2 separate regions of the Homo sapiens genome follow, and region 2 is linked to region 1. The links are chromatin loops, found by intact Hi-C in ENCODE. Cell type or tissue: ascending aorta. All regions are shown on one strand. Links, peaks and the distances in the headings refer to the core of each region. The heading gives the core; the rest is flanking DNA.

Region 1 (10,693 bases), core at 3,285-8,284:
TAGATGTGATGCTACATGATCACATTATGCAATGAATTAGGTACATACCTAAGAACATAGATCTTAAGAGTATAGTGATTAGGTTTTTTGTCTGTTTGTTTGTTTTGTTTGTTTTGAGACGGAGCTTTGCTCTTGTTGCCCAGGCTGGAGTGCAATGGCACTATCTCGGCTCACTGCAACCTCTGCCTCCCGGGTTCAAGCGATTCTCCTGCCTCAGCCTTCTGAGTCGCTGGGATTACAGGCATGTGCCTCCACTTCCGGCTTAGTGGTTAGGTTTTTTTTTTAGCAAGCAAGAAAAAGAATGAGATGTATAACACAATAACTTTTAGATAAATTAAAAATATAGACATATATCTTGATTGAAGTGTCAGTTATACAAATTTGTATATGTGATAAAGTGTCATAGAAGTATACATCAAGATATAAACACACATAAAAAAGTGAGCGCATGCACAGAGCTGATAAAACCTGGCTAAGATCCATAGTCCAGGTAACTGTTTTATGCTAATGTCAATTTCCTGATTTTGGTATTAAAAAAGTAGTTATGTAACACTGGAGGAAACCAGGGGACCTGGATTGTAGGGGACCTGGCTTGTAGGGGACCTCTACGTGTGATATTTTTCTAGATTTTTTTTGTATGTGGTAAAATATGCATAACATAGAACTTACCATTTTAAACATTTTTACCTGTTCAGTTCAGTGGTATTAATTATATTCACATTGTGCTACAACCACCACCATTCATTTCTAGAATGTTTTCATCATCCCAAACTAAGCCTCTGTACCCATTAGACAGTAATTCCCTGTTCTCCATCCTCTAGCCCCCTGTAACCACTATTCTACTTTTTGTCTCTGTGACCTTGACTCTTCTAGGTACTTCAGATAAGTGAAATCATGCAATATTTGTCCTTTTTAATCCAGCTTATTTCGTTTGGCATAATGTCTTCAGAGTTCACCCATGTTGTAGCATGGATTGGAATTTCATTCCTTTTTATGGATGAATAATATCCACATTTATTTTAAAATATAAAATATTAATATTTAACTATATACCACACTTTTAAAAAACATTCATCAGTTGATGAATGCTTGGATGTTCCAACCTTTTGTCTATTGTGAAGAATGCTGATATGAACATTGGCGTACAAGTATCTATTTGAGTCCCTCTTTTCAATTCTTTTGGGTATATACCTGGGAGTAGAGCTGCTTGATCATATGACAATTCTATGTTTAACTTCTTGAGGAACCATCAAACTGTTTTTCCGCAGTGATAATGGCTATACCTCCACCAGCAATGTATAATTTCCTGAGTTGGTTTTAGTACTTACTAGACCCCAGGCATGTGGGCAGGAGGGAAACCACTGGCTTGGTTGAAGGTGGCACCTGCAAATCTAGTCCAAAGATGCCTTGGGGAACCAGCTGATACTTAGTGGCTGATCTCAGCCACAGGTGGACCTAGAGGCTTTGGGATAAGGAGCTCAAGGTGATTATATCCCCACCAGGAATGTATGAGGTTTCCAATTTCTCCACATCCTTGTCAACACTTCTTTTTTTTTTAGATAATGGCCATTGTCGTGGGTATGAAGTGGTATCTCATGTGGTTTCAGTTTGCATTATCTAATGACTACTGATGCTGAGCTTTTTTTCATGTGCTTCTCTATACTATTTTTTTTAACTTCTTGGGTGTCAATAATTTTTGGAAAATAAAGAGCTCAAACTTTTAATTTATAGCATCAATATTTTATTTTATATTTTAAATATTTTATTTCTAGCATGTATATGCTACATATATGTGTGTGTGTATATATATATATCCATAGATATCATGCAATAATATTATTTTGCAAGAACACATAAAAATAAAAAGATACACATTAAACAGATTAGAATGGTTGCCTCTAGTGAAGTAAGTAGTATTTGGAGACTTAAAAAAATAAACTGTAAACTAAAAATATAATCCTAAGCCCCCCAACAACTGAACCTACCCCCTCTTGGCCAAGGGGACTCCAGAGAATCCTCAAAAACTGAGTTCCCAGCCATGATGGAAAGGGAGCTTGGGCACGCCTCATTATCCCTTTTTGAGTTTAGGCACAACAACCAACCAGCATTAATGTTAGAATAGAGATCATAAGGCTGATAAAAACAGACTCTTTGTGGCTGTAAGATACCAAATCATAAACAAGACCTAGGACCAGGCAAGGCACAAGTTAAATTATGCCCGAAGGCCACTGGTGTTGCTAAACAGGTCATATTGTGGCTGGCTCTGACATCATTATTTTAACTTAAACATCCCTTTCTGTTAACTCCAAGTTTTTAGACAAACTTTTGTTCCTTTAACTGATTGCCAATTAAAGGATATCTGAATATCAGAATTCACCTATGACTTGTAAGCCCCCTGCTTTGAGATATCCTGCCTTTTGGGGCAAAACCAATGGGTACCTTCCCTATATTGATTTATGTCTTTGCCTGTAACTCCTGCCTCCCTGAAATGTACAAAACCAAACTGTAATCTAACCACCTTGGGCACACTTTCTCAGGACTCCTTGAGACTGTGTTTCCCTAGGCTATGGTCACTCAGACTGGATCAGAATAAACCTTGTTAAAATATTTTACAGGGTTTGATTTTTCCATTAACAAAATAAAGCAGCCAGACACGGTGGCTCACACCTATAATCTCAGCACTTTGGGAGGCTGAGAGAGGAGCATTGCTTGAGTCCAGGAGTTTGAGGCTGCAATGAGCTATAATTGTACCACTACTTCAGCCTGGGTGACAGAGTGAGACCCCGTCTCATTATATATATATTATATATATATAAAATATATATATAATTAAAAATATCTCAGAGTATGCTTAAGCAAAATAATAATAAATTAAAAATAAATAAAACTAAGCAAGAGGAGGCATTGAGAAGACCAAGATGACAAAGGACCACGATCCAAGGAGTATGATTAATTTGAACGTTTGCACATGAAGTCCAAAAGGAAAAATAAAATGAGAAGGAAGGTGAGAAGGCAGGGAAAACACATTCCTCAAGCCTACAATCATGCCTGTTTCTGCCTCTCCTCATCCCACACGGCAGGTTGATATTTGGAAGACCAGTTTGTCTTTTTAGCCCTTAGGTCTCCTTCCCACTGCCCCTCCCTGGCTCCATGAAAGAGACCCAAGCTTGGCTGACGTGGAGGTGGGGAAGGTTTGGTGGTCCAAAGATGAATTGACAGGTGTAAGCATCCCCTTTCCTCCCCTTCCCACAACTGGCTAGATGCATGGCCTCAGGCCTCTGCTTCTTCTTGAGGAAAGTGTGGGAATTGGTCTTCTCCGAGGCCCCTCCTAGCTGCCTCACACTCTGACTTGAAACCGCTCAGGCCATCTTAACCCCAATCAACTTTCTCTGGGCCCAGCAAGTGCCAGGCCCTGAGTGTGGCTGCCATAGTCAGTCATGTGAGCTGTTGGTAGGGACCACCCTCTTTTGCAGGTGGAAAGGGTGGACAGGTTGTTCTTTCAAAGATGACCTCAATTGGCCTAAAACCTGGAGAGGAATCCAAGGAAGGTTAATTTTTTCTCAGGAAGCTGCCCTTTAGACAGTTTCAACCATCTTTTTGATATTTCAGCATTTCCAGTGCCAACTGGAGACCAGTTGACTCCGGAGGGGGGTATTTCTTAAGGGGTGTAGTCAATTTTTAAAAATCCAAACAAAACTCAGAGAAGAGGAAGCCAAGGGTTGCAGGTTGCAGGGAAGAGAGTAAAAAGCCCGTTTTGTTTTAACTCCATTTAAGTACTTGGCTTCTTTCAAATAAATACCAGGAATAGCACTTGCCAGAATTCAACTTCAATAGCACATATGTGTGAGTTTCAGCCCAAAGTGCTGTATTGGAAAGGCTGGCAACTCTTCTACGAGAAATTTCCCTCACCAGGATGTGTAGAAGACTGATTTCCATTATTTACATTACAGCAGGGACACTTTCCCATTCTGTTGCACTTGGGAAATAAGGAGCTGGAAATCTTTTAATTAAACAACTTGTTTTGTTTTGGTGACTAGCTCAGTGGAACCAGTACTGAAGGGAGGGTGTGGTGGAAGGTGGGGCTTTGCAGGCGGCACCCTGGCCAGTGGGCTCAGTGGTGTGGCTGGCAGAGTTTACTTCTTGAACCTGCAAAATGACTTGGCTTCAAAGTCACCTCGGTGAAAGTCAATTTGCTCTGGTGGAATTGAATTCAGAGATTAGAGGCACCACTGTCTCATGGAAATTTACAGGTGACACATGCTCTACAGGAGGGCAATGCTTTTTCTTTCTTAGCATCCCCACTCAGTTTAGAATAACAAGCAACATTAGCTACAGGGGAAAATAAATAAGTTCAGGAATGCAAACTACTTTTCCTAATTTACTGGGAAAGAACCTCTTTTCAGTATATAAATCAGGCCTTGTTGGGTTTTTTTTTTTCCATTTAAAAAAATTACAAAAACCAAATGTATCATTTGAAAAAAACACAACTATTAAGTATGTGTTGCTTTTAATTAATCAACTCAAGTCTTCCAAGCTACTAGCAAACAAAATGTGCATATATACTGGTACATTTAAGCAAGACTGTAACAAACATGCCATCTGTTTACAGTAACTTGATGTGAGTCCTACATATGCTGGCACACAAGGGGATGACCCAAGAGCTGTATTGGCTGGAATTTGCACCATTCGGACCCTGCATTTTTAGGAAGTGTGAGAAGTCATGCAGGCTTACTGGCCTTTAGAGAGACTTTAAATAGCTCTCCCCAAGCCAGCAGAGATGGCATATGCAACCTGGCTTGAGGTGCAAAGAACTGCCTGCAGAGGGCCGCCTGCCAGCAAGCGCACACACACGCACACCTGCTGCGCACGCTTGGCACGGCCAGTGGCGCTGGGTCCATCTCAGTGAAAAGCCCTCAGTCCTCTGCTTGATTCTTTTATGAAAACAGCACTGGGTAGCACTAGGGGAGGTCCCAAAGCTGCTTAAGTGGGATCAAACAAAGGTTCCAGGAGCATGTGTGCTCTTCAGAACGCAGGTTTCTTAAAGAAAAGGGAGGAAATTCAGTGATTGAATAGTTTGGGAGGTGCTGCAACCAGTCTGCTCCTCTAGAAAATGCATGGTGTTCATACACTGCCATAGTGGAGGGCCTGCAGCAAGGAACTCTGCTTAACTTTGTTTATAAAATAAAAATGCTTTTGAGCGGGGGACGGGAGAGTCCCCTGATCTGGAGAAAAGTAACCACTCCCTAAAAAATGGCCAGAGGAGCTCCCAGACAGAAATCCCATCCTACTTCTTCCTGCTTTGGTAAGGAAACAGGCACAGGGGAATGCACATCGTGTGGCATCTGGGGAGACTGGAGCCCCTACCCAGTGGTTCCCTGGTAAAGGTCTTGAAGATGAAAATTGCCCACTTGAGACCAATAGGAACTCCCATGCTTGGTTCAGCCCTGACTGGTAGAGATTTCCGCAAAGCTTCATTCAGAAGCTTGGTCTGGAGGTGAGGAGGGGCCTGTTTGAGCTCTCTGTCGATGACCAACTCTTCCCAGTTGACCAGGACTCTCCCAGGGTTAGCACTCAAAGTCCTGAATTCCAGGAATCTCCTCACACCTGGGCAAACCTGGACATTTGGTCACCTTAGCTCTCTCAGAAAAAAGACAAAGCATTCAATCCAATCTAGTTTTTAAAAGAAAATAAGAACTAGAGGTCTGTCCACAGGAGCTGCACAAGATTGCCTTTAACCTGGGTAATTCACCCTCTGCTTATTTTTGTTGCCTTTTAATCTGTTTCCTGGTAGTAAATCTCAGAGAAGAAAATGTACCGTGTGTTTGCCTGGGGCTGGGTGGGGCGTGGTAGCTGGGGACAGCTGGCTCAGAAGCCAGGGAAATCTCTTAAGGTGAGAGAAGCTGGTTGCACCCTGGGGCCTGTGGAAAGAAACAGCAGGCCAGCTGGTCTGGGCCCTAAGTGCCCCCCTTCCCCAGAGGCTGCTTAGCCCAGCCCTCTTCTACAGGGCTTCAGCCTGCAAGGGCCTTTCCCTGCTCCCTTCACTTCAAACCTTCTTCCCCACAATGCACTGGAGTGGATTAATTCCATGCTTTGCACTGTTTCACGCTGGGGAGGGAGTACGGCTCTGGGAAAAACATTAAAATGTGTTCTTGGCTCTTTTCACACCACACTTCTTTTCCTTGCTCCTTCTCTTCTTTCATCTTTGCTCCTTCTCTTCTTCCATCTTTGCCTTCTATCATTTTTATTTTTCTCTTCTAGGACTCAATTTTAAGTCCCACCACCGTCAAGCCCAAGTGCCACTACCGCCCCCTTGTGTTTTCTTGATGGAAGAACGCAGCCCCAGGGCTGCCCACACACCTGGAGAAAACTAGGGGTGGAAAGGTGTGATACATTTTCTTACCCATCATAAGGGGCACAGCTGACACTCCTATAGGAAAAGACAGGTTAACAAGAGGAAAGTGTAACAAATTATTTGAATCAAAGTTTTACATAGCGCAAGAGCCTTCACAAATGAAGACCCAAAGACCCAGAGAAAACCATCTATTTGTATGCTTACGTTCCATGAAGAGTGGACAACTATGTCAAAATGTGAGTGGACAAGGGGTGTGATCTAATGGCGATAGACCGAGGCAGGGGGACCCAGCCAGGTATGTCCAGACTCTTTTTGGCCTCTCTATGTAGGCTTTCTCCCCCGTATGGGGCAGAATCTTTCTGGAAAGAGAAAGGGAAGAAGGGAAAGAGTGACCTTTTCAGACTTTATGGCTTGCTTTGGGGAAGAGGGATCTTAGCTTTATGACCCACTGTTGCGGGAAGTCAGGGACCCCGAACGGAGGGACCGGCTGAAGCCATGGCAGAAGAACGTGGATTGTGAAGATTTCATGGACATTTATTAGTTCCCCAAATTAATACTTTTATAATTTCTTATGCCTGTCTTTACTGCAATCTCTGAACATAAATCGTGAAGATTTCATGGACACTTGTCACTTCCCCAATCAATACCCTTGTGATTTCCCATGCCTGTCTTTATTTTAATCTCTTAATCCTGTCATTTTATAAGCTGAGGAGGATGTATGTTGCCTCATGACTCCGTGATGATTGCGTTAACTGCACAAATTATAGAGCATGTGTGTTTGAACAATATGAAATCTGGGCACCCTGAAAAAAGAACAGGATAACAGCAATGTTCAGGGAACAAGAACCCACCTTGGAGAAGGGGGATTTTGGTTTCTATGATTTGCTTCAGGGGGAGAAAGAAGACAGGAGAAGATCAGAGGAGAGACTGCTTCTGAGGCCACGTCTGAGGCCTTCCAATCTCCTCCTTTAGTTCAAAGTACTCAGCGTGCCAAAGCACCATACTTTGGGGTAATGTTTTTTTGAGCCCCAACAGAACCAAAGACTGGATGTATGAACAGTTGTGAATAGCTAGAATGCCGATTGATTAAATAGGGTTGGCAGGCCAGGCATGGTGGCTTGTGCCTGTAATCCCAGCACTTCGGGAGGCTGAGGCAGGAGCGTTGCTTGAGCTCAGGAGTTCAAGACCAGCCTGGGTAACACAGTGAGACCCATCTCTACAAAAAAATAAAATATTAGCTGGACATGGTGGAATGCTCCTGCAGTCCCAGCTACTTGGGGGGCTGAGGCAGGAGAATTGCTTGAATCCAGGAGGTCAATGGCGTAGTGAACAATGATCATACTACTGCACTCTAGCCGAGCAACAGAGAAAGACTCTATCTCAAAAATAAATAAATAGGGTTGGCAAAAGAAACACATGCCAACTGAGGTGAAATTCAGACTGGGTGGCCTGAATGGCATCTGGGAAGCCAGAAAGTCTTGGGTAACTGAGGAATTCCCTAAGAGAGAACATCTTGATCTTGTCTATGTACAATGAGCCAGAGAGGGTCTTTATCTTCAGCTCTGATAAGCACATAAGGGCAGGGACTGTGTCTGTCTTAATATTGAATTTTTAATCCTTAGCACAGCACTTAGTCCATATTTACTGAGAGCTGTATGAGAGTCAGATTTATATCGTAATTACATTATTGTAATTACACATGAACAGAGAACACTATCATGTTTTTACTATGTGCAGGGCACTGTTCTATATATTTTGTATGTATTATTTTGCCTGTTTGTCACAAGCACCCTATAAACTCTCTCTCCCATTTTACAGACAAGGAAAGTAAGGCTGAGAATATGTAACTCACCCAGGGGAACTGGCAGAGTCAGTATTTGAATCCAGGCTGTCTGGTTCCTGAGCTCTCTCATGGACTCTTCCATTAAATGTCTCTCATTTATATGTGTCTATATTTTGTCACAATGCAAAAGCATCTGCTGTTAGCAAAATAAAATGCACTTTTTTTTTTTTTTTTTTTTTGAGATGGAGTTTCGCTCTTGTTGCCCAGTCTGGAATGCAGTGGTGCAATCTCAGCTCACTGCAACCTCCGCCTTCCATGTTCAAGTGATTTTCCTGCCTCAGCCTCCCAAGTACCTGCGATTAAAGGCGTCCGCCATCATGCTCCGCTAATTTTTTGTATTTTTAATAGAGATGGGGTTTCACCATGTTGGCCAGGCTGGTCTCAAACTCCTGACCTCAGGTGATCCACCCTCCTTGGCCTCCTAAAGTGCTGGGATTACAGGAGTGAGCCACTGTGCCTGGCCAAAATACACTTTTTAATCTAAAAAAATGATACATTATGGTTTACACTTGAGTACTCAAAACTAGCTAGAGTTTTTAAATATTCTTAACTGCTAAATACTACCATCAAATAATGCGTATGTATATAATTTAAATTAAACTAAATTTGGCCTGAGGTTGCCCTTATACCGTGAGTCCCTATATAATGAATTGCAACTTAACTTAGTACATAAGCAAACTGAAAGCCTAATTTAGGAGTATATTTTTTGTAACATCTAGCTGAGTCTCAGCCAATCACAGGCTGCCAACTGATCAGACAGATCATGCCCAGTTAAGGCAAACACAGAGCTGTAACCAATTGAGTGGATTCTGTATCTCACTTCCATTTTCTGTCTATAAATGCCCCAGCTTAAGGACAGCAGCTGTCAGAACTTCTAAGGGTCCTGAAGGCTGCCCGATTCTCGAATCATTCTTTGCGCAAATAAACTCTGTTAAATTTAATTTGTCAAAAGTTTTTTCTTTTAATGAGGTAAAGGACAATGTTTTGATAAGTATTAATGCACATTTATTTTACCTTTCTGAGAGCCACGCCTTTTACCTAGTTGGCCCCAGACCAATTTGCCTTGGAAAAAGGGATGTGCAGCACTGGGGGATTTGGTGAATTACAGTGTGAATGCAGAGAAAGACAAGACAGCATTTAGATTCTGATGTGTGAAAGATAATTAAGATTTTTTCCAATTAATCTCCCACTCCATCCCACCCCCTACACCTTAACATAGGAAGGCCAATCCTGGGTAACCCAGCTCACATAGTTCTGCTGGGGAGAGTAGACGTGGTATCAGAGTGAAAGCTTGAGATGTGTCGCCAGGTGATAGAAGGGGAGAAAGTCGACTCTTCTGGCCCAAGGGGATTGTGAACAGTCTTGGAGAAGGAGGTAGACCAGAATGGGTTGTGTGTGCCCAGATTTGGGCTTTATTTGTCTTTGGCTCAAGTAGAGGGGAAGGAAAAAGCCAAGGGCAGAGGAAGGGCTCTTCTAAACCAAGATACTCCTTAGGATATTGAAAATCTCTCTGGATCAGTTCTCAGACCTGCACAGCTCAACCTGGGAGGCAGCCATGCCAAATGTACTCTCACTACAGAGAGAGGCCCAGGGTGGAATGATCCTGGGCTGCCTGCACATCCCACATCGCATGGATGCTGAGCTGAGAGCCATGGGGCTTTCCCCGAGCCTGCCGTTGGCGGGTGGAAGGGATTTCAGGATTGAGGCTGGAATTGGTGGAGGTCTTTGGGAGCAGAGGACCACCAGGATGGCAGGCTGAGTGGAGGATGGGCCGGGGCTGAGGGGTCTAAAGTAGTGAGGATTGAGTTAATTTGGGGGGTGTCGGGGTAAGCCAGAATGTGGCACCCAAGCAGTGCCCAAACCAAGAAAGACCAGATAATAGTTTACACTAGTTGTAGAATTCAGCCATGAATGCCAGCAAAGCAAGCAGCCACTTACTCCCCCAGACATCTAGGCAGTGTCCACAGGAGAGAAGCTGGAGGAGATTGAAGCTATATGAGAGCCTGAGGACTTTTAGCTAAGAGATACTAACACTTCCTAAAGCATTGCGTGTATCATCAGAGTGGATTTATTTTTATTTTATTTATTTATTATTTATTTTTATAGAGATGGGGGTCTCACTATGGTGCCCAGGCTGGTCTTGAACTCCTGGCCTCAAGTGATCCTCCTGCCTCAGCCTCCCAACATGGTGGGATTGTAGGTACAAGCCACTGTGCCTGGCCAGATTTAGTTTTAAACTGGTTTGGTCATTTAGTTAACATGTTTTAAAGTATCAAAATCGTGGGAAGGAGATTTCTTATGATTACTCATGAACAAAATAAAAAATTCTGTATTCTCTGTGTATAGGTGAAAGTTTGCAACCCCTCTATGATAGATACATCCAGGCAAATACATTGAGGATCATGTCCATATTGATTATTCTGTTTTCACTCTGAGTTGTATTTTTATTCCCCCAGTTATTTGCTTTGCTAGCTTCCTCAAGGTGGTAGCTGTCTATA
Region 2 (10,693 bases), core at 2,500-7,499, 400 kb before region 1:
TGTATATTTTCATAGTAATGTCTTTATAATTATTTATTAATGATAGAGCTGAATTAGAAAAGCTCTTCATCCATTATAATATGGTTTCTCATGAAAAACTTATTACAAATTTCAGCCAACTCAGATATTAAGAACATCAGTGTCAATCCTCCTCCCCTCCTGCGACCTTTTTACACTTGTTTTGGTGGACTAGGGGCTCCTTTTCTCCTCCTTTTTGACATATAACTGTGCCATTAAAAACATGATTTCTGATGAAGCTGGCCTAGAGGGAATGAAGGAGATTGCGTGGGTATGGTCTCTAGGACAGGCGTAGCTGTTGCAGGGCCACCCTGTCCTTGGGAGAACCTGGTGAGCTCCCATATTCACACTAGATGCCATCATGTCAGGGGGCTGAAGAGAATGGAGCTAATCAACTCTGTCATTTGGAGAAGACCCCCTTCAGACCAGTTCTGAGAACTCCTTCTTTTAAGAGACCAGAGATAACTTGATCATTTCTCACCTTTTCGTAGTTGTTCTTTTTTATGTTGACATTCCCCTTACTGTTTTTAAAATGCTTCAAAGCATTAATGATTGTTATGCTGTGTGCTTTCAGTACTATGGCAATATCTTTGTAGCATTTTCCCATTTCTGTATAAGCATGGTTTTTTGTTTTTTTTTTTTTCGTTTTTGTTTTGAGACAGGGTCTCACTCTTGTTCAGGCTAGAATGCAGTGGCACCATCTCAGCTCACTGCAACCTCTGCCTCCTGGGCTCAAGTGATCCTGCCACCTCAGCCTCCTGAGTAGCTGAGACTACAGGCACATGCCCCCACACCTAGCTAATTTTAAAATATTTTTTGATGGAGACAGGGTTTCACTATGTTTTCCAGGCAGCAGCATTTTTTTTTGACTGGGATTTCTTTATGATGCTTTGTTATTTAAAAAAAAAATGAGAAGGAAACATTAATAATCAAAATTATCTTTAATTGGCCTCACAGGGCTAAAATCTAGAATTATTATTACTCTTGGGTAAACTCATGAAAAGTACTTAATATTCATTCTATAAAGAAACAAAAAGAACCTTTGAGATGTGTCTCTTATTCATTTCCTTGGGTACACTTAAAACGGGTTACAGTTACTGCTCAACTTTCTACCTTCAGAACTGCAGCATTTATTTGCCACACAGCAGCATTTATCAGAGATTGTCCCTTAGAACATTGGTTCCTTGTAATACAAATAAATGTCATAATAAAAATAGTTTCTTTTTTCTTTCTTTCTTTTTTTTTCAAGACAGACTCTGGCTCTCTCGCCAAGGCTGGAATGCAGTGGCGCAATGTCAGCTCACTGCAAGCTCCGCCTCCCTGGTTCAAGCGATTCTTCTGCCTCAGCCTCCTGAGTAGCTGGGATTACAGGTGCCCACCACCACGTCTGGCTAATTTTCATATTTTTAGTACTGACAAGGTTTCACCATGTTTGTCAGGCTCATCTTGAACTCCTGACCTCAAGCAGTTCACCCGCCTCGGCCTCCCAAAGTGCTGGGATTACAGGCGTGAGCTGCCTCACCCAGCTGAAAAGAGTTTCTTAATTAAATATATTTGAGAAACATCTAGTCAAACCACCTTAAATAGGTATATTTACATTAGTTCTAAGGGAATTTAACTTGTGATGTACGTTGTGAAGGGAGGAAGATAGCATTATGCCAAAAGTTTCCACTAGCTTGACAGCAGACCCTGTCTTAGAGTTTTCTTCCTGATTGGTAAACATAAGAAATGTTTCCAAAGCCGGGCTTGGTGGCTCACCCCTGTAATTCCAGCACTTTGGGAGGCCGAGGTGGGTGGATCACTTGAGGTCAGGAGTTCGAGACCAGTCTGGCCAAGATGGCAAAACCCCATCTCTACTAAACACACACACACACACACACACACACACACACACACACACACACACACACACACACACACACACACCCGGCGGGGTGGTAGGCTCCTGTAATCCTTGCTACTCAGGAGCCTGAGGCATGAGAATTGCTTGAACCTGGGAGGTGGAATTTGCAATGAGCCGAGATGGTGCCACTCTGGGCGACAAAGTGAGACTCTGCCTCAAAAAGAAATGTCTCCATATAATTTTGCACTAAAACCTTAATTTGTCATAGTTTTGAAAATAGGGTGTTGTATGTTGATTGAATTTTTTTCCCTGAGAACTGGAATACCATTTTTACTTTAACCCTTAATGTGAGAAAACTTTACAATTTCCTGCAATTTTTCCTGCCTCTGTATATATTACACCTGTCATCATTTAGTCTTTCATGTGGGAAAGGCCAGTGGTACCAGATTGCATTCGGTTCATCATGGCTCATTGTCTAGCCCTGCTAGAGTATAGACTAAGCCTTCATACCTTATGTTTTATATCTTTTACCTGAAAAATAAATTTGCACCAAATTTCAACTTGTTTTCTTATGATTTGACAGTGTAGAAAGTGATTAGTAGTTAAATTTTTATAATGCTTTGTTATTTAAAAAAACTATGAAAAGAAAACATCAGTTATCAAAATTTCCTTTAATTGGCCTCAAAGGGCTAAAATCTAAAATTATTATTACTCTTGGGTAAACTCATGAAAAGATAAATTCTTTTTACAGAAGAATTTAATTAGCTTGACTGGTATCAAATACCAATTGCATCAAACATCAGTGATTCCATGAATTTTTTAAAGTTGTTTTTACTTTAAGCAGATAATGTTCAGTGAATTTGACTAATGTGATTAACGAAGGGACCAACACAGGTAATTGTCAATCTTACAGACATAAACTGTTACCTCGAATATCCCTGTATTACTTGAAATTCTAGAAATCGTCTGTCAACATTTTAAAAGCTCCTCTCCTTGCTGATGAGAAGTAATATTCTTAAAGTTAGAAACCATACAATTAAATCCTGATTTGCCTGATACATGTTTGCTTATCATGTCCTATCTCTCATGCTATTGTGATTGGTTTTATTTTATTAAAAACTGCTCATAGCATAGCCAGGTGATCTATGTGAACATCAACAGTGATAAGCTGACAGTATGTACCCTGGATACATGATGAGAATGGCACTTTAGCTACACGGACTTCCTCCCCAGTGCTCATAAACCCAGTCTAATCATGAGAAAAACAGACAAATATCAATATAGGAACATTTGGCAAAATACCCAGTGAGTACTTTTCAAAACTACCAAGGTCATCAAAAACGAGAAAAGGCTGAGAAACTGTCAAAGCCAAGAGAAGCCTGTAGAGACATGACCACTGCATGGGGTGCGGCACCCTGGATGGGCCCTAAACATGCGGTGCGGCACCCTGGATGGGGCCCTAAACATGGGGTGCGGCACCCTGGATGGGGCCCTAAACATGATGTGCGGCACCCTGGATGGGGCCCTAAACATGGGGTGCGGCACCCTGGAAGGGGCCCTAAACATGAGTTGCGGCACCCTGGCTGGGCCCTAAACATGGGGTGCGGCACCCTGGAAGGGGCCCTAAACATGGGGTGCGGCATCGTCGATGGGGCCCTAAACATGGGGTGCGGCACTCTGGATGGGGCCCTAAACATGGGGTGCGGCACCCTGGATGGGGCCCTAAACATGGGGTGCGGCACCCTGGATGGGGCCCTAAACATGATGTGCGGCACCCTGGATGGGGCCCTAAACATGGGGTGCGGCACCCTGGAAGGGGCCCTAAACATGAGTTGCGGCACCCTGGCTGGGCCCTAAACATGGGGTGCGGCACCCTGGAAGGGGCCCTAAACATGGGGTGCGGCATCGTCGATGGGGCCCTAAACATGGGGTGCGGCACTCTGGATGGGCCCTAAACATGGGGTGCGGCACCCTGGATGGGGCCCTAAACATGATGTGCGGCACCCTGGATGGGGCCCTAAACATGGGGTGCGGCACCCTGGATGGGCCCTAAACATGGGGTGCGGCACCCTGAATGGGCCCTAATCATGGGGTGCGGCACTCTGGATGGGGCCCTAAACATGGGGTGCGGCACCCTGGATGGACCCTAAACATGGGGTGCGGCACCCTGGATGGACCCTAAACATGGGGTGCGGCACCCTGGATGGGGCCCTAAACATGAGATGCGGCACCCTGGATGGGGCCCTAAACATGGGGTGCGGCATCCTGGATGGGGCCCTGAAACAGAAAAGGACATCAGGTAAAAACTAAGGAAATCTGAATAAAGTATGGAATGTAGTTAATAAAATGTCAATATTTGTTCATTAAATGTGAAAACTGTGCCTTAGTAGTTTTTAGTAATTAGTAATCATTAGGTATTAATAATAAGAGAAACTGGGTGAGGGAGTGTGTTGGAACCCTCTGTATTAATTTTGCAAATTTTCTATAAAACTATTGTAAAATAACAAGATTATTTAAAATTGTAATTTTATGTTTTTAAAATTTTTACTCTATACACATAATTTTACATAAATGCATTAGAAGTGTAATAACAGAGAAGCAGAGGATTGAAGGGGTGGTTCACTGGTTTTTTTCTGTTTTCGTTATTTCTCCCTAGTTCTCTCTCTGCTCTTTCACTCCTGTAACTCCTCTCTGAGCCATGTTAGAGCCCAATGTGTATAACATTTTTCTTCCTGAATTACTTTCAATCAATTATTGTAGCTATTATTATTATTATTATTATTATTATTATTATTATTATTATTTTGAGACAGGGTCTCACTGTGTCGTGCAAGCTGTAGTGCAGTGGTACAATGATGGCTCACTGCTTCCTTGACTTCCTGGGTTCAAACAGCCCTCTTACCTCAGCCTCCTGAATAGCTGGAACCACGGGCTAATTTTTAAATATTTTGTTTTTGTAGAGACAGGGTCCTGCCATGCTGCCCAGGATGGTCTTGAATTCCTGGGCTCATGCAATCTGCCCCTTGGTCTCCCAAAGTATTGGGATCAGAGGCACGAGCCACTGTGCCCAGCCAATTATTATGTTCCACATAAATCTCACATGAGTGTGTAGTGGTCAGCTGTGCCTTTGCTCAGCATTTCCTCTTGAGATAACTGTGCCTGCATTGCTAACCTTCTGTTTCTGGCAGGAGCCAAAAATTTTTTATGACCCTTCTCACCACATTTGACTAGTTTAGGGGTGCACATCCAACCCACACAAGACCAGTCTAAGTTCTTTGCAAGATTTTCAAGCTGCAACTGAGAGAAAGTTTCTAACATGTGAAGTTTCAGAGCTGTTTTTGGCCAAGTTCAATTAAGTGAAATATTCTAGTAACCTCCCAGTAAGTAATCTTTTCAAAAAAAAAAAAAAAAAAAACACGGAGGGGGATTGAATTCACTGATCTCTCTAAGAACACGGTGGATTACGAGAAATCCGAAGCTCCACTTAAAATGTTTATTTTTGTTCCTGGTTTTTATCTTCTGCTAAGTTGGAATTTAGGGGGCAGAATGGTTCCATGAAAACTGATTCAGACTTTATCCCTCCGATTCACAGTGCTGCTTTCATGCCTAATACTACAAAATGTTCAAGTGCCCTGTTTTGGTATTATGTAGTAAAAACAGGAATTAAAAATCTTAGCTTTGCATAGCCTCAATCTCCAGGAACTGCAAAGAACTCTTACATGTTCATTCCTCCAAAACAAAATACAAATTTTCTCATAGGTGCTACTGGAGAAACAATAGCACAAATAATCCCAATGGAGAGCCTGCCATATGCCAAGCCCTGTGCCAGGGGCTTTACACTCATGATCTCACATAATTGAGTTATTGCAACCACTAGTGCTAGGCCAGACCTCAGCGAGCCTGGTCTGGGTTCCAGGCTGTCAAGAAGGATGTCTTAGGCTCTACTCAAGTTTGGTTTTTCTTCAGCAAAAGCAACAAACACTGGAAAGATAGTAACGAGAGAAAAATATATAGGTGGTTTTGCCCTCCCCTCAAAGGTCTCTCCAGCTCACCGTGCCTCCACCAAAGATTAGGGCTCTTAGAAGCCCGAGGAGAACGATTTGCCCAGTAGAGCAGAGGAACACAGAGCATGGACCCGCTGCCCTCAGTGCTCACAGCCATGGCAGCATTCCCAAACAACTTACATCACCGTAAGAGGCAGTGGTTGTGCTGCTCAGGAGGGCCAGCTTCACTAGGCCTTTACGTCCCTGCTTTGTCTGCACGATGGGGCCCTGGGCTGTTCCACCCATGCCCACTGAGGGGCTTTCATGTGGACAGGCCCGGCCATGGCCCATACAACACCAACCAAGGTAGATATCAGCCTTATTTTCCAGATAAGAAAACTGAAGTTCCAAGAGACTAAATGAATGTTCCAGAGTCCTCCCTTTGGCAAGTTGATTTGCTAGTCAACTCAGAGCTAATTTCAGTCTAAGTCTAAAGCGAAAACTTTTAATCACCAGACTCCCTTAGGGGTATACAACTGCTTCCTTGGGGATGCCAGAAAAATAGTCCACACAGACGATAACACTTGGAAACAAAATACATTTATCCTTTGCTTAGGTCACATGAGTGGAATTACATAGATGATGACAGCAGTAGCCTTAATGTGCAGGTCAGTGGCATGAGTTAAAGTAAGACATTGCATTAATCAGCAGATAATTCAATATCCTCTCCTAGTCAAGCAGAGTGGGGATACAAAGTATAAGACATCAGTCCTGCCCTTGAAGAGCTTGTGTTGTAATTGAGGAGGTAATAATAATGAAACTGGCAGATCATATTTACTGAGTGCTTCCTCTGCACCAGCTGGTTGACCTCAAATCCCTCACGTGTCCCAGGTCAAGGAAGACCAGCAATGAAAGTTATGGGCAGTTGAATGCTGAGTGGCCAGACATGATGGCAGGTTAACATACCAGTTAGCATCTGCTAAGATAAGGATTCTTTCAGGGCCTATGGCAGTAATATGCTCCTCCTGAAATGCAATGTCCTAACTAGCAGTTGACAAAAAAGAAGGGCATAATATGGCCATTGAGAACCAGTGGAATGAAACCAGCCCTGTGGACAGCTTTGTAGCCCCTAGTTTAGGATCTCTCCATAGTTTCCTTGCTCCATAAACAATTTGTTATGTAAGAAATTCAAGTACTAAAATATCCAGAGGAAAAACAACATAATCCACGGTTCACATGTGTTTTACTTGTGGCAAGCATTGCTAGTTACCTACCCAGTATCCACTCTCCTTTTTTACCATCAGAACCTTGATTTGTTTGTCAGAAATATGCCCAGAGCCAGGCAGGGTGGCATACACCTATAGTCCCAGCTACTCAGGAGGCTGAGGCAAGAGGATTGCTTAAGCCCAGGAGTTCAAGGACAGCCTGGGCAACATAGTGAGACCACATCTCTAAAAAAATCTTTAAAAAAAAAAGTATACTGGGATTTAAAAAACAACAACAACAATTAAAAAGAAAAAAAAAGAAAAAAAACTCATCTTCCCTTGCAATGATGCATGCCAATGCAGTGCAGCTCTTGCCAATTATGTACACACAGAAGTCTCTGGGTAGAGCTTCTGGAAACCTCAGTGGAGCTGATGTTCCTTCCTGCCTGTTGCCTTTTCCTCCTGTATCTGAAATGTAGGCATGCTGCTGGAGGTGGAGCAGTTTTGCAACCTAGGAATAATGCATTTGAAAATGAAACTACCTGGAAAGGAAGGCTTAGCTGGAAGATGGATGATGACTGAGTCCATGGTAGAATCCCTTAGCTGCTCACCATACCACCCTAGAAAAGCTCACCTCCAGCTTCTGGATACATGAGAAAAGTAAAGCCTTTTTTGGTTAAGCACTCTAAATCTGATTATGTTCCTGACATACTTGATGAAATTAGAAATATAAGTACTTGTTAAAAATAGGTTTTCAAACACCGCATGTTCTCACTCATAGGTGGGAATCGAACAATGAGAACACTTGGACACAGGATGGGGAACATCACACACCGGGGCCTGTTGTGGGGTGGGGGGAAGGGGGAGGGATAGCATTAGGAGATATACCTAATGTAAATGATGAGTTAATGGGTGCAGCACACCAACATGGCACATGTATACATATGTAACAAACCTGCAGGTTGTGCACATGTACCCTAGAACTTAAAGTACAATAAAAAAAAGATAAAAAAGTAATAAGTTAGGTTTCTTAAATAAGGCCTTCTGAAAAAACAAGATTGAACTGTCTGGTTTCCCAGGGGAACTCCACAGCTGCGGGAATTTAAACATTATGATATTGAGTTACAATGTTTTGTTCAGAGATGGCCATAATCAAGGCATTGGTTCAAGGTCTTAGTTGAACTTTACATATAACTATACAAAAATCAGTAGATTAATTTGCCATTGCTTTTCTTTGGGGTGCATTTTTGTATCAGTTCGTTCTCATTCTGCTAATAAAGACATACCCAAGACTGGGTAATTTACAAAAGGAGAGAGATTTAATGGACTTACAGTTCCACATGGCTGGGGAGGCCTCACAATCATGGTGGAAGGTGAATGAGGAGCAAAGTCATGTCTCACATGGTGGCAGGCAAAAAAAGCATGTGCAGGGGAGCTCCCCTTTATAAAACCATCAGATCTCATGAGATTTATTCACTATCATGAGAACAGCACAGGAGAAACCCACCCCCATGGTTTAATTACCTCCCACAAGGTCCCTCCCATGACAAGTGGGGATTATTACAATTCAAGGTGGTTTGGGTGGGGACACAGAGCCAAACCATAGCATTCTCCCCCGGCCCCTCCCAAATCTTATGTCCTCACATTTCAAAACCAATCATGCCATCCCAACAGTCCCCCAAAGTCTTAATTCATTTCAGTATTAACTCAGAAGTCCACAGTCCAAAGTCTCATCTGAGACAAGGCAAGTCCCCTTCCTTTACATGAGCCTGTAAAATCAAAATTACTTCCTAAATACAGTAGGGGTACAGATATTGGGTAAATACACCTGTTTCAAATGGGAGAAGTTGGCCAAAACGAAGGAGCTACAGGCCCCATGCAAGTCCAGAATCCAAGAAGGCAGCAATTAAATCTTAAAGCTTCAAAATAATCTCCTTTGACTCCATGTCTCACATCCAGGTCACACTGATGCAAGAGTTAGGCTCCCACGGCCTTGGGCAGCTCCACCCCTGTGGTTTTGCAGGGTACAGCCCCAGTCCTGTCTGCTTTCATGGGCTGGCATTGAGTGTCTGTGGCTTTTTCAGGTGCACGGTGCAAGCTGTTGGTGGATCTACCATTCTGGGGTCTGGAGGACAGTGGCCTCTTACAGCTCCACTAGGCAGTACACCAGTGGAGACTCTGTGTGGGAGCTCCAACACAGGAGGCTGAGGCAAGAGGATTGCTTAAGTCCAGGAGTTCAAGGACAGCCTGGGCAACATAGTGAGACCACGTCTCACTTATTAGATTCAGAAAACAGAACAAAACAAGGAACACATTGGCTTTCTAGCCATTCACCAATGGGTTGTATGGTTTTAAAATGTTTGCTATTTTATCTATTGGTCCTCAAAGCTAGAGCCCTGCCTCTTTCAAGACTTTACCAGGTTATAAGGGAAACACAAAGGCATATTCAACCTAATTCTTGCCCTCAAGAAACTGATAATGCAGTTTAGGAGGCAGAATTTATGCACTCTAGAATCACACAGACCCATCTGGGCTCTGCTTCTTATTAGTTGTGTGACCTTAGACAAACCCCTCTGAGTCTCAACTGATTCATCTGTAATACTGTGATAATACTGCCTGCCCCATGACATGTTTATTGGTCTCAATGCACTTATGACTTAGATTAGATTGAAACATTAAATTGTATTAAATTTGTTTACAGGCTTCACCTCTGAATAAGAACATTAGCTTCTTAGTGCACTGCATACTTAAAGTATGGGTATAGATGATACAGCTGGTGAATAAAGGCAGCATGTGATATTTGCCTTACGAGCAATACGTGCAACAAGTACTCAGAGACTCCGAGAGAGAAAGCTCAGGAAAACTGATGTGCCAAGAAGGCCAGCAATTGAGAAGGGGCTTGAGGGAAGAGTTCAAATAAGCATAGTTCTACAATGAAATACAGAACTCAATTTATATTCAGAAGTAAAAGATTTAATTCCATTGATCACATGTTTGTAGGCATTCGTGCTTAATGAACCATCAGCATGTGTAAGGCACTGAACTAAACACTTTAGAAGAAGTAACAGATATAATCTACTATCAGTCACGTTTATCAAAGGAAACTAAGATTCAGGTTAACTCACCCAAGTCAAACAGCCAGGAAGTGGTGCAGTTTTTTTATTTCATACAGTTCAGTATGAGGCAGCCTCTTATCGGTATGCTTTCCTCTCAATCCAACTTTACAAATCCAGTGATTTTATGTAGACAAGCCATACTGTGGAGGTGTTATTTTGATTGTCAGCGTTCTACCTTCTTATTTGCGTGGATTTCTATTAAAGGGGTCTTGGGGGGATGCAGTGCTCTGCCTCCCACTATAGAAGCTGAAGGTGGCCCCATATAGTGGTTCTTAGCAGCCCAGCTGGGGCAGACACTAGCTATGGCATCCAAGGAAACTGCAATGATGTTCCTTGCAGGTCCCCTTGGCTGCGTCCTCTGTGGCCCAGCTTCCCTTGGTCCCCAACCATTTGTTAAGCCTGCCTAGTTACTCTACAAGCCATTTGTATCCTAAAAACTTTTGTCTGCATCTCTGTTACTTGTGACCAAAACCTTTAATTGATATGCATACATTGAATGTGTTTGTATCTCTTCAGCATTTAGTGTGA

What was found. Hi-C counts contacts between places; a loop is a spot of excess contacts. Peaks named below come from ENCODE experiments on the same cell type or tissue, not always from the same donor. Only the 100,000 strongest peaks of a DNase experiment are listed, where the experiment ranks them.
Region 2: a loop joins it to region 1, with 4 times the contacts of the local background. A loop is called at or near these places in 4 of 110 quality-filtered maps.

Annotation. Positions count from the first base shown.
Region 1 is chr18:61,631,614-61,642,306 of GRCh38, reverse strand. No RefSeq gene overlaps it. Among named protein-coding and RNA genes, the nearest start is that of LINC01544, 110 kb to the left of the region's middle. RefSeq lists an enhancer at 6,347-6,396. In ascending aorta, for the core only: a CTCF peak has its summit at 6,316 (motif pointing left); a DNase peak (open chromatin) is centred at 6,296.
Region 2 is chr18:62,032,892-62,043,584 of GRCh38, reverse strand. PIGN (phosphatidylinositol glycan anchor biosynthesis class N) reads left to right here. Exons shown (of 31, transcript NM_176787.5): 31 at 1-2,421. Among named protein-coding and RNA genes, the nearest start is that of RNF152, 150 kb to the right of the region's middle. In ascending aorta, for the core only: a CTCF peak has its summit at 5,386; no DNase peak of the experiment used is centred there; H3K27ac peaks cover 840 bases.